2 separate regions of the Homo sapiens genome follow, and region 2 is linked to region 1. Evidence: read pairs that join two places in POLR2A ChIA-PET (ENCODE). Cell type or tissue: CD4-positive, alpha-beta T cell. All regions are shown on one strand. Links, peaks and the distances in the headings refer to the core of each region. The heading gives the core; the rest is flanking DNA. Region 1 has its middle 49 kb from the start of FASLG. Region 2 holds the start of FASLG (Fas ligand).

Region 1 (5,382 bases), core at 320-5,319:
ATGGTACCAAAGGGTAGAAAATATTTTCTGCTTAGGAAGTAGTGGTCATGGAAAAAGAAAAAGATAAAGAAAGAAGAAAAATAAGAAAGACAGAAAGGAAAACAGGAAGGAAGGATGGAAGGAAAGAAGGATAGAAGGAAAGACGGATGGAAGGAAGGAGGGAAGGAAGGAGGGAAGGAAGGAAAGGAGGAAGGAAGGAGGGAAGAAAGGAAGGACAAAACAATCCTGAGGCTGAGGCCTAATTTCACAATTTACCTTGTGTATTTTTCTTGTATTTGTCTGTTTATCATAATGATGATTTAAGTTTTACCTTAGAGTCATAATTTCTCAATACAAATTCCACCCTTGAATAATTGATCAATGCCTCTCAGGAAGTCAGAAGGCTAAAAAGAGCATTAAATCATTCAACAGAGAGATCATAAATAACCACCATGTGTGAAGCCCTAGAATAAAGAATAAGGAATATTTTAGTGAATAAAACAAGCCCTAAAATTAAAAATCAGTTGTATTTCAATGAATAAAAGTATATTCTACTTACTAAGGTAAGTATTAATTTCTGTAATAAATTTTCTGTAATAAACTTTAAGGACTGCATGCAAGACTCTATCCTACATCAATTGACTGCAAATCAATCACTTTAATTAAGCTAAGCCCTCGCTCATGGAAATGTTTTTGGTCATTTTTCATAAGGTTAAATATGCATCTACCCCATGAGTCAGCAATTCCACTTCTAGGTGAATGCCCCCCCAAAATGAATAATATGCCCATAAAATACTTGTTGTACAAGAATAGTCATAACAAATTTATCCATAAAAGACAAAATCTGGAAATGACCCAGACGTTATCAACAGAGAATGGAGAAACAATTTTTAGTGTATTCTTACAATGGAAAACTATTCAGCAATAAAAATATATGAACTTCTGATACATGCAACAACATGAGTGAATCTTAAAGACATTACAACATAATGAAAGTAAGAAGCCAAGAATAGGAAAAACTGAGGTATAGTGACATAAGTCCAAAAATGGTTACCTTTGGTGAGGGATTAACTGGAGAAGGGCATGAGGGAACTTTCAAGGATGTTGGGAAAAGTCTGTATCTTATTACGAATGGTGGTTACTGAAAATTTAAAATATTCCTTCTTTGTTTTATGTAAATTATACCATAACTTTTAAAATAAACCTATATATAATTGTTTCTTCTAGTTCTCCTGCTCACCTTAAAAAAAAAAAGAAATGAAAACAGAGAAAAAAAGAGAAGAATAAAAGACAGGCATAGTCTTTGTAGTCCAATAAGGAGAGACAGACAATTCACAAGGAAATAAGCACACTGATAATCAAAAGTTATTGATAAATGCATGAGGTAATTGAACAGAGTGTAGTAATACAGAATAGTGGGGAGGGCTCTTGTTAGCATGACTGCGGAAGGCCTTTCTGAGATCACCCGAGAGCAAACAAGCCACATATGGAGTTTATGAGTAAAGAGAAGCATTTCAAGAAGAAGAAATAGCATGTGCAAAGACTCTGGGGTTAGAGTGTGATGGTTCCCGGAGTCAAAGGGGCCAGTGCAGTTGGAGCATAGTGGAGATGAGGATGGGGAGGTAGAAAGGGGCCAGACCACACAGGCCAGACAGGCCATGGTCAAGAGTTTAGATGTTATCCTTAGAGTAACAGAAAATTATGAAGGGGTTAATGCTGGGGAGCTGTACAATCTAGTTTATGTTTTCTAAATCATTACTGTGGCTGCTGGCATGAAAATGAACAAGAGGAGCCCATGTGCTTTGTAAATCAGGTTCTGTCATGAAAGTTATTAACCTCTTTGAGACGGGATTTAGTTTTTCGGTTGTATAAAGCAATTTTACTCTATCATTTTGATCTTAAAGTTTTGAGTGGGATGTGTAAAAGAAGGATAGTCCTCTACTAATTGAAATTGGTTAGCTTTTTTCTGATCATTTTATTTTGTTCTTCAACCTGAAGAGAAAATTACTCACATACTCTTGACAGCAGAATGGAACTTGTTTGTTAATAAAATGCAGTCCCTACTGTTGAGACTGAAGCTTCTGGAGGGACATAGAGAAAGGATAAAGAAGAAGTTGCCCCCAACCAGCCAGTCCCAGCCACTGGGTCATTTCAGAATCAATTGGTGTAAGTATGGGGAGAAGGATAAGTACAGACTTCAAAGCTAGATTGTCTTCTTCAGTATTCTGCAAGTATCTTAAAAACAAATGCATAGGTTAGCAAAAAAGAGAAAAGCAATTTTCTCATCTCTTCTCCCCAACACCTCATCTCCCAGCCTCATAAAGAGTAGACAGCTCAGCCTGCAAAGCGAACATGGAAAACACCCATCAAATCTACAGCTGAGGAGTCCCCAGAGAGAGACACAATTTCATACATCAAAGGCTGCAAACATCCTCAGGTTGTCTGATTATGCACTACTTGGAACAATGAATAATATTCCACCCCCATGGGGCTGCCTGATTAAACAAAAAGTAAAAGTTGACAAACAGTGTGGGGAAACAGTGACAAACTCAGACACCTTATATCTGCAGTGGAAATCAATGCTCAGCAAATGTGAGGTGAGGAAATCCCACACCATGGGAGAGATCAAAAGAAAAAGCTCTAGCTGTTTAGCTTGTTTTCAGCGTGTCAACTGAAGCAGGTGTCTTCTCACTCAGAAATCCGCAGAGCAGGGAGTACCCAAGGTGACCTCCACCTCCCACATCCCACTTGGAAACAAAAGTTTTACTTGAGAACAGATTTCCCCAGTATCTTTAGATCACTAAGTTGTTTTAAGAGCAATAAAATAAAAGGTTAGAAAGAACAACAATGCAGTCTTATCAAGTTATAAACAAAGAAAAAGAAAGACCATCAGAGAGAATAAGCTGTACCTACAGACACATTGGAACCTGATTTCCACACCCCCGGCCAGGAAAACATTTTTCTCAGAAGCCACCAACCGAGCGTCTTCATTTACTTGAATCTGTCAATGTCCGAGTATTCTTCGTTCACCGGGAATTAAGCCCTAGCCACAGTACTTGCCATGCTTTTGCCACTAAAGTCAATTCATGCTTTATTTATCGTTGAGATCTGTTCGCTCTCTCTCTGCTCCTCATGTGTAATTTTTAAAAATTTAAGTGTTTTGTCAAAGCAAAGAGTCTGAAGGTTAACTATGGGTTCCCACAGAATTTAGAAAATAGAAAAAGAGAATCCTGGCTCTTCTTAATTAGAGCATGAGGTTTTAACTCAGTATACATAAATTCAGGCCCATTATCTAAAAGAGAAAATAAATGTTAAGTACTGCTTGTTTATATTCAGAATCTAAACATCTCCATAAGATTCCAAAATGAAAATTTGGTGGCATTTTTGAAGTCACTAAGAAAGCCAAACATTCAGGAAGCCTTCATTTCTTTTCAGAAAAGGCAAAATAAGTCCACTTCTGGCTCTCCTAGAAAAGAGGGTTTTGCTTGCAAGTGTTTCAATTTGAATCCTTGGAAAATGAAGACAATCTGAGGGTCAGTTTTGCTCTCACCCTCATTTTCTTTCACTGTCTTTTGTTCTTTTGCCAGAGAAGCCCGCACTGAACTGTGAATGTGATGGTCAATACTTTATTTAAGAGATCTTCAATAAAGCATACTACCTAAGTGCTAGTTTTCATGGAATCTTTGGGGTCTTGGAAACCACTGCTGAATTAGCAGCAACAGCAGGCAGGATGTGCCGTGGCCAACCCATGGGGTCTTGTCACTTCTGAAGACCCTAAGCCTGGCTCCCTCTGATGTATCCGTGGCCACAGTCACTTCCCACTCACCCTTGGTGAGAAGCAAGGCAGACTCTATGCAAGTATTCTGATTACCACACACCGAAATTGACCCAAGAAGAAGCCAGCATGGTAGAAAGCAGAATGCTGTAACCCTTTGGGCTGCTAAATCAACACTTTGAAACCTGCCCTATCTCTGAACTTTCTGACACATGAAAGAATTGCAAACCTTATATTAAAGGCACATTTGAGTCTGAGAATTCTGCTACTTGCTGGCAAAATTACCCTGATCCAGGGAGTCAGCATTAGTCAGAGAATGTTTTTTGGGTGCCTTATGTGCCAGGCACAACACTGGACACTAGGTACACAGCAGTGAATAGAAGGGAATTCGCCCTTATGGTCAAGTGGAGAAGACACACATTAAATACATAAATATACATAATGAAGAAATTTCTAATGTGCAAAAGTACTACAAAGAAGAATACAGGGGCCTCTGGACATGTACAGCTAGGGGAACTTTTAGGGTCTGGTGGAGCCAGAGAAGGCCTTCTTGAAGAAAGTCGCATTTAATTTGAGCCTGGAACAATAAGTGGGAGTTATTTAAACAAAGAGTGTGTGACTTGGGGGAAGGAGGGTCAGGTAAAGGGACAGCACATGAAGGGACATTTCAGCGCATGAACTTTAATTGGCCCTAGTATTCAGGTCCACACAGAAGATGGCAGGAACAGAAATTGGGAGGCTTCCACTGAGGCTGGAGGGGTAAGAGTCAGTGTAGTGGCACAAGTAGCCAGAGGGCCACATCAGTAGGTGAGCCAAGTTAAGAAATTGGGGCTCACCTCAATGAGAAGCCCTGGAAGAGTTTTAAGCAAAGAAGTGAACAGCAGAACCAGATGTGTGATATGTGATCTTAAAAGAATACTCCAATAGCAAGGTGAAGAATGGATTCCTGGAGGTCAAGAGTAGGGCCAGAAGAGCAGGAAACCAAGTGAAAGGACAAGGATGGGAAAGAATCTTACAGGATGGAAAGCATGGAGGTGGTAGACTTGATAATGGGTTGGACAGAGGAGTAAAGGAGAGAGCGTAATCAGAAGTGATCCCTGATCCCTGGCCTCATGTGTGGAGAACAGTGCCATTTACTGAGATTCAGAGCAGGGAAGTTGGTGGGGCAGGTGGTAGGGAGGAGGAGGAGGGCCATAATTTAGTTCAAGGAATGTTCATTTTCAGGTACATATGAGACAGCTAAGTTTGCTCTCTGTCTCTCTCGAGAAATATGTTGATCAAATATTTAAAAGCAGGCTCAGAAATCTGGGGACCTTATTTTCAACACTGAATTTGGGTACTTAGTTACACAAACAACAAAGTCTCCATGACCAATACATACACCTGGCCCTTGTGGTTTTCTAGCTGGAGTAACTACCCAACATTCCCATTTAAGGTAGGGGCCCACAGTATGTTGCACTTTGCTTCTCCTTCCAGAAGATCAGTAAAAGAACCATAATACAGCACTCTGTACTTCTGAGATGACCAGAGCTGATCTTCGATGAGATCAAAAAAATAAAACCTTAAAAAAAAAGGGTTCTTAAAAAGGGTTCTATCCCACTGTCTAAGCTCTTCCATGCTCAATACAG
Region 2 (5,382 bases), core at 168-5,167, 49 kb after region 1:
TGGGTGAAAGATGAATAATTAGATACCTATCAGACCAGGCACATTCCACAGATTTTCAAAATGATCTTATTTCAGACGTCCTCCAGAGGCTTTACTTTTCTATCAAATATTTCCACTCTGCTTGTGTACATATGGACTTTCTAACATTTAAGGATTAGGACACAGAAGCAGGGGCCAGAGCATCCCAACAGTGGCTCATATAAGAACTTAACAGTCTAGGATAGTAGACAGGCGACTGGGTCATGTGCAGTAGCCACATCCGGAGAAACTGGAACTTGCTTCACTTAATAGATGGCCAGTGCTGCCTTCTTCTTTATTCTGAGTTTCTAAGGATGAGATCTACCTATAGTCTTTGCAGAGGTATCCTGCTTTTCATCTATTTCTTATTCCATGCTCACTACAGAGAGACAGGAGTTTCCCTCCTTCATGAGGCACCAGTCCAGTACTGGAAAGCCCTGTAGGTGACAAGGCATCAAGAGCCTGTGTTCCTTCTAGCCCCAATGGCATACCAGTGGTCTTGGGCATATTCACCTAATCCATCTGGTATTTTGTTTCTCTTCCAAAAAATGAAATGGCTGGACTAGATATATTCTAAGCTTCCTTCCACCTCTAAAAATTCAATGAATCTCATTGTAAATCTAAATCTAAAATTTCAATGAATCTTAGACTAGTGAAGCACACTGTAAAATCTATCTGTACAGAGCTTGCACAACTATGCCCTGAAATTTCATGAGATCAGTGTTCAACCTATCATCTTCTTGCCCTAGCTCCCATACAAAGGATTTTCCTTTGTGATCAAGGGTACCTCATGACTGCCTCTGTGGGTGAAGCTGAACATCCTTTGAATGATGGCTGAAGTCTTCCCTTAAGCTTCTCAGTGACTTCAAGAAAAACCATTCTAATGTGGGGAATTGATTATCCATGTTTTAAAAGCTTACATCCTATAAAACATATTGTAAATAAAGCTTCAATGTAATCTCTTTAGGGCATTTAAAAGAGGAAAGGACGTTTCTCAGAAACATCTGTCTCTGCCTTCATTTCGCCTTCTCTTCCCAGGAGTTACAGCCACTGGCGTGTGTGCCAGGACCAGGATGTCTGTGGAAGGGGACAGGCCTGGAGCCACTTCTCAGGGGGCAAAGGTCCAGGGTTGTATATGTGTGTCTCTTTCCAAAGTCAAGTGGAAGTGATTTTGAATTGTGTGCAGTGCTCAGCTATATTGATTGTGAGCAATTCAATTCACTTCACATTTTTAAAGCAGCTCAAGGAATCATAGACCAGAGATTCTGAATTAGCCAGAATTCCTCTTATAGTGTACAGAAACCAAAGTGTGGGACAGAATTTAAGGCATTCCATTAACATAGTTCTGTGCTGAGGATCATCTTTGGGAACTCAATGTACATGCGAAAAAAGACTCACCTATTTGCTTCTCCAAAGATGATGCTGTGTGCATCTGGCTGGTAGACTAGTAAAACAGAAAGAGAAAAGATGTATAATAAAAATAAAATTCTTTAAGCAAAAGAGGCAGAATCGTCAAATAAACCAAGCCCTGGAAAGAGAATCCAAATACCTCAGAAGTTCTGCTAACTTGGGCTTTGGCCAAGCAATTTTGCCTCACTGTCCCTCAGTTTTGTGATTTGGAATCGTACCAATTTTCAAGATTTAGTTTGGTCATCTGAACAAATTTACTTCCAAGCAAAACTTAAAAGTTTTGTTTGTTTGTTTTTTACTCCTTAAATCAATAGGTATGAGGCAGTAAGTGGTTCAACAGACTGAGTTGACAACTGAGGAAAGACAAACTGTTGGGCTCTGATTCTTTACAAAGTAAAAAATATTCCCTTCACCCCTATGAGCCTCCATTTCTCTGTCTATAGAATAGAATAACTAGAACAACCCATTTCTAAGAAAAAAAAAAAAAGGATTGAAAAGCACTTTGCAAGCCAGGCAGTGGGCCCTCCATCCCCTTATGCCTGGTGCCTCCAGGGCACAGCAGTCTGCCGGCAGGCTTACCTCTCGGAGTTCTGCCAGCTCCTTCTGTAGGTGGAAGAGCTGAAACATCCCCAGGCCCAATCCTACCAAGGCAACCAGAACCATGAAAAACATCACAAGGAGACACAGGCCTGTGCTGTGGTTCCCTCTCTTCTTCAGGGGTGGCAGCGGTAGTGGAGGCAGTGGTGGCGGCGGCGGCGGAGGTGGTAGTGGTGGCGGTGGCGGTGGTGGTGGTGGCCTCCTTTGACCAGGCCTTCTGGGCACAGAGGTTGGACAGGGAAGAACTGTGCCTGGAGGGGCCCAGGGAGAGCTGGCACTGCTGTCCACCCAGTAGATCTGGGGATATGGGTAATTGAAGGGCTGCTGCATGGCAGCTGGTGAGTCAGGCCAGCCCCAGCAAACGGTTTTACTTCTTCTCAGTCCTGTAGAGGCTGAGGTGTCAAGGACGGGACCCTGTTGCTGACTGCTCAAGAGGAGGCAAGCTGGATCTCTCTTATAGAGTTTCCATAGCTAAGGGAAACACCTCTGTCTTTCTCTTTCTCTATCTCTCTCTCTCTGATTCTGCTTCTCAAAGAAACACCCACTCACTTTGCAGCTGAAGCTGAGAAGCCTCAAGAAGCTCAGAGCAAACCCCTGGAAGTTTCCGCCCACAATTTTCTGATAACAGCCTTCAAGGCCTCAGTTGCTGTCGCTGTGCTACCCAAACAGGTTAGTAGGCTATGCTCACCTTCCTGGGATCCTGCAGAGCAGGTCAGCATGGGGGTATAGCCCTGTTAGTGTGAACTGCTCCCAGCTACAGGAGAATGGTCAGTGGGGCTATAATTTTATGAATTATAATTGCATGCTTTTTTATACATTATAATTGTATAATTTTAAGAATTCTACCATATACACAACCAAAAAACTATTTAAAAATCCCAAAATAACTCTAACAAAAATTGTTCAGAACCGTATTTTTTAAACTATAAAAATTTTACTGAAAATGGCTCTGAGGGGAGAGACCATGGAGTCATGGCCAGAGAAGTCACTCCCACATTTTAGTTTTTGCAGGAGGAAAACATCTGTTGCCATCATCTCTTCCCCACACACAACTACCATTTACCCTGACCTGCCGATCACCATAATTTACAGGTTAAAAACCTGCTACACCCACTTTAGAAATTAGATCAGAGGCTGCAAACCAGTGGAACCCACAGAGCTGCTTTGTATTTCGCAATGTTTTCATTTTCATTGTTTGCCCAGTTTATTTATTTACTTATTTATTTAAATAGAGACAGAGTCTCACTCTGTCACCCAGGCTGGAGTGCAGTGGTGCTATCGTAGTTAACTGCAGCCTCAAACTCCTGGGCTCAAGCAATCCTCTTGCCTTGGCCTCCTGAGTAGCTGGGATTATAGGCATAAGTCACTACACCTGACTAATTTATTCTTTTTTTTTTTTGTACAGATGGGGACTTGCTATGTTGCCCAGGCTTGTCTCAAACTCCTAGCTTCAAGACATCCTCCTGCCTCAGTTTCCCAAAGTGCTGGAATTACAGGCATGAGCCACTGCACTGAGCCCAACTGACCACTTTTAATATCAACATTAAAAATATTTTAAAATATATATATTAAATACACATTAAAATACATATTTCTATTCTGTTTTGAAATATCAGAATATCAGACACCCTCGAGGCCATCTCTGCAAACCCAATCAGTGGGAAGTATGTAGCAGCTGCCCCTGAGAATGAGAGACAGGAGTTCTGGGTCACCCAGCCTCCACCACTGGCCTGTGTCTCACACACCACCTCACTATCTGAAAGGCCTGCCTGGTCCCTGCCAACATTTCTGTGTGCTGCCCCTGTTATGGTTGCCAGATGAAATACATGGTGCCCAGTTAAATTTGAATTTCAGATAAATAATACATTATTTTTAGGACAAGTAGGTCTTAAACATGTCCAAACATGGAATATACTAAACAATTATTCATCATATATCTGACATTCAAATCTAACTCTGTGTCCTATTTCTTTGTTTTGCTTTTTTTTTTTTTTTTTTTTTTTTGGTAGTTGTTGTTGTTGTTTAAAGCTGGCCTCTCTACTTGGGCTCATCTCACCATTTCCTCTGGCCTCACATACCATTTATATGCCAATAACTTCCAAGTAGTTAGCTTCAGTCCTAATCATTCTCCAATAGAAGCCAAATAAATCCCCCATAAATCAAAATTTTTCATTTTTTTCATGTTTATTACTTTTCAAATTTCGTTAGTTTTTATATCATGCTTTGGGATTTCCATTACTATCATTCAGGCCCACTCACCTGTACCACACCAACCCCAAGGGTACTATTTCTCTGATACATTCTGCCCATCCCACCCCATCCCCAACCCTGTACAACCCCTTTCTCCTGAGGCCACTCTTTCTGGTGGCAACTTCATCTCCTTTCTTTTCCTCTCCCCCAACGTTTAACTGGTCACCCAGGACTGTCGCTTTTACCTGAGACCTGTTCCTTACCCTCCCCTCAGTGTACTGCCCCCCTGCCCCATCCTCGCTACTCCCATTTTTCTTACTGCTGTTGCCTGGGGTCAGACTTTATCTCTCACTTGAAATACTGCAATAATGCCCTAACAGGTGCCCTGCCACCGACCTTTCCCAAGCCCAAATCACCCAGTAAAATGCTATAAGAAAAATGCTTTTTAAAAAACAAACCTAATGATCTCACTTCCCTGCCTTCTGTTGGAAGGTTTGATTCAGGAGCAAGGCAAGCTTCTTACCGTTACCCAAGGCTCTTTAGCGTCAGCTCCTACTGCCTCCTTACCAGGCACTCCTGCTCACATCCCACTCTCCACTCTTAAACAGTGCAAGGGATGAGACTAGCAAGACAGTGCACGAGTTAACGAGCTTTTGAACTCACATGTGACTTTATTCATCGTTATGAATTCAACTAACTTTAAATTTCATAATCAGAAATTGTAATTTTAAGAATTCTACCATATAGACAACAAAAAAACTATTTGAAAATCCCAAAATAACTGTAAGAAAAATTGTCCAGAACCATATATATGTATTTTTTATTTTTTTGAGATTGAGTCTTACTCTGTCGCCAGGCTGGCACGCAATGGCGTGATCTCAGCTCACTGCAACATCTGCCTCCTGGGTTCAAGTGATTCTCCTGCCTTAGCCTCCCGAGTAGCTGGGACTACAGGCACATGCCACCACACACAGCTAATTTTTGTATTTTTAGTAGAGATGGGGTTTCACCATGTTGGCCAGGATGGTCTCGATCTCTTGACCTCGTGATCTGCCCGCCTCAGCCTCCCAAAGTGCTGGGATTACAGGCGTGAGCCACCGTGCATGGCCCATATCTTTTAAATTATAAAAATTCTACTGAAAATGTCAAAGATTCAAATAAGTGGGA

The links. Peaks named below come from ENCODE experiments on the same cell type or tissue, not always from the same donor. Only the 100,000 strongest peaks of a DNase experiment are listed, where the experiment ranks them.
Region 2: POLR2A ChIA-PET joins it to region 1 with 5 read pairs; 4 of 35 experiments call an interaction of 5 or more read pairs at or near these places.

What each region holds. Positions count from the first base shown.
Region 1 is chr1:172,705,804-172,711,185 of GRCh38, reverse strand. No RefSeq gene overlaps it. Among named protein-coding and RNA genes, the nearest start is that of FASLG, 49 kb to the right of the region's middle. In CD4-positive, alpha-beta T cell, for the core only: no CTCF peak of the experiment used is centred there; a DNase peak (open chromatin) is centred at 2,535; H3K4me3 peaks cover 409 bases.
Region 2 is chr1:172,656,175-172,661,556 of GRCh38, reverse strand. It overlaps FASLG (Fas ligand), which reads right to left and starts at 2,454. Exons shown (of 4, transcript NM_000639.3): 1 at 2,008-2,454; 2 at 1,417-1,462. The coding sequence starts at 2,355. In CD4-positive, alpha-beta T cell, for the core only: no CTCF peak of the experiment used is centred there; a DNase peak (open chromatin) is centred at 2,546; H3K4me3 peaks cover 2,704 bases; H3K27ac peaks cover 963 bases.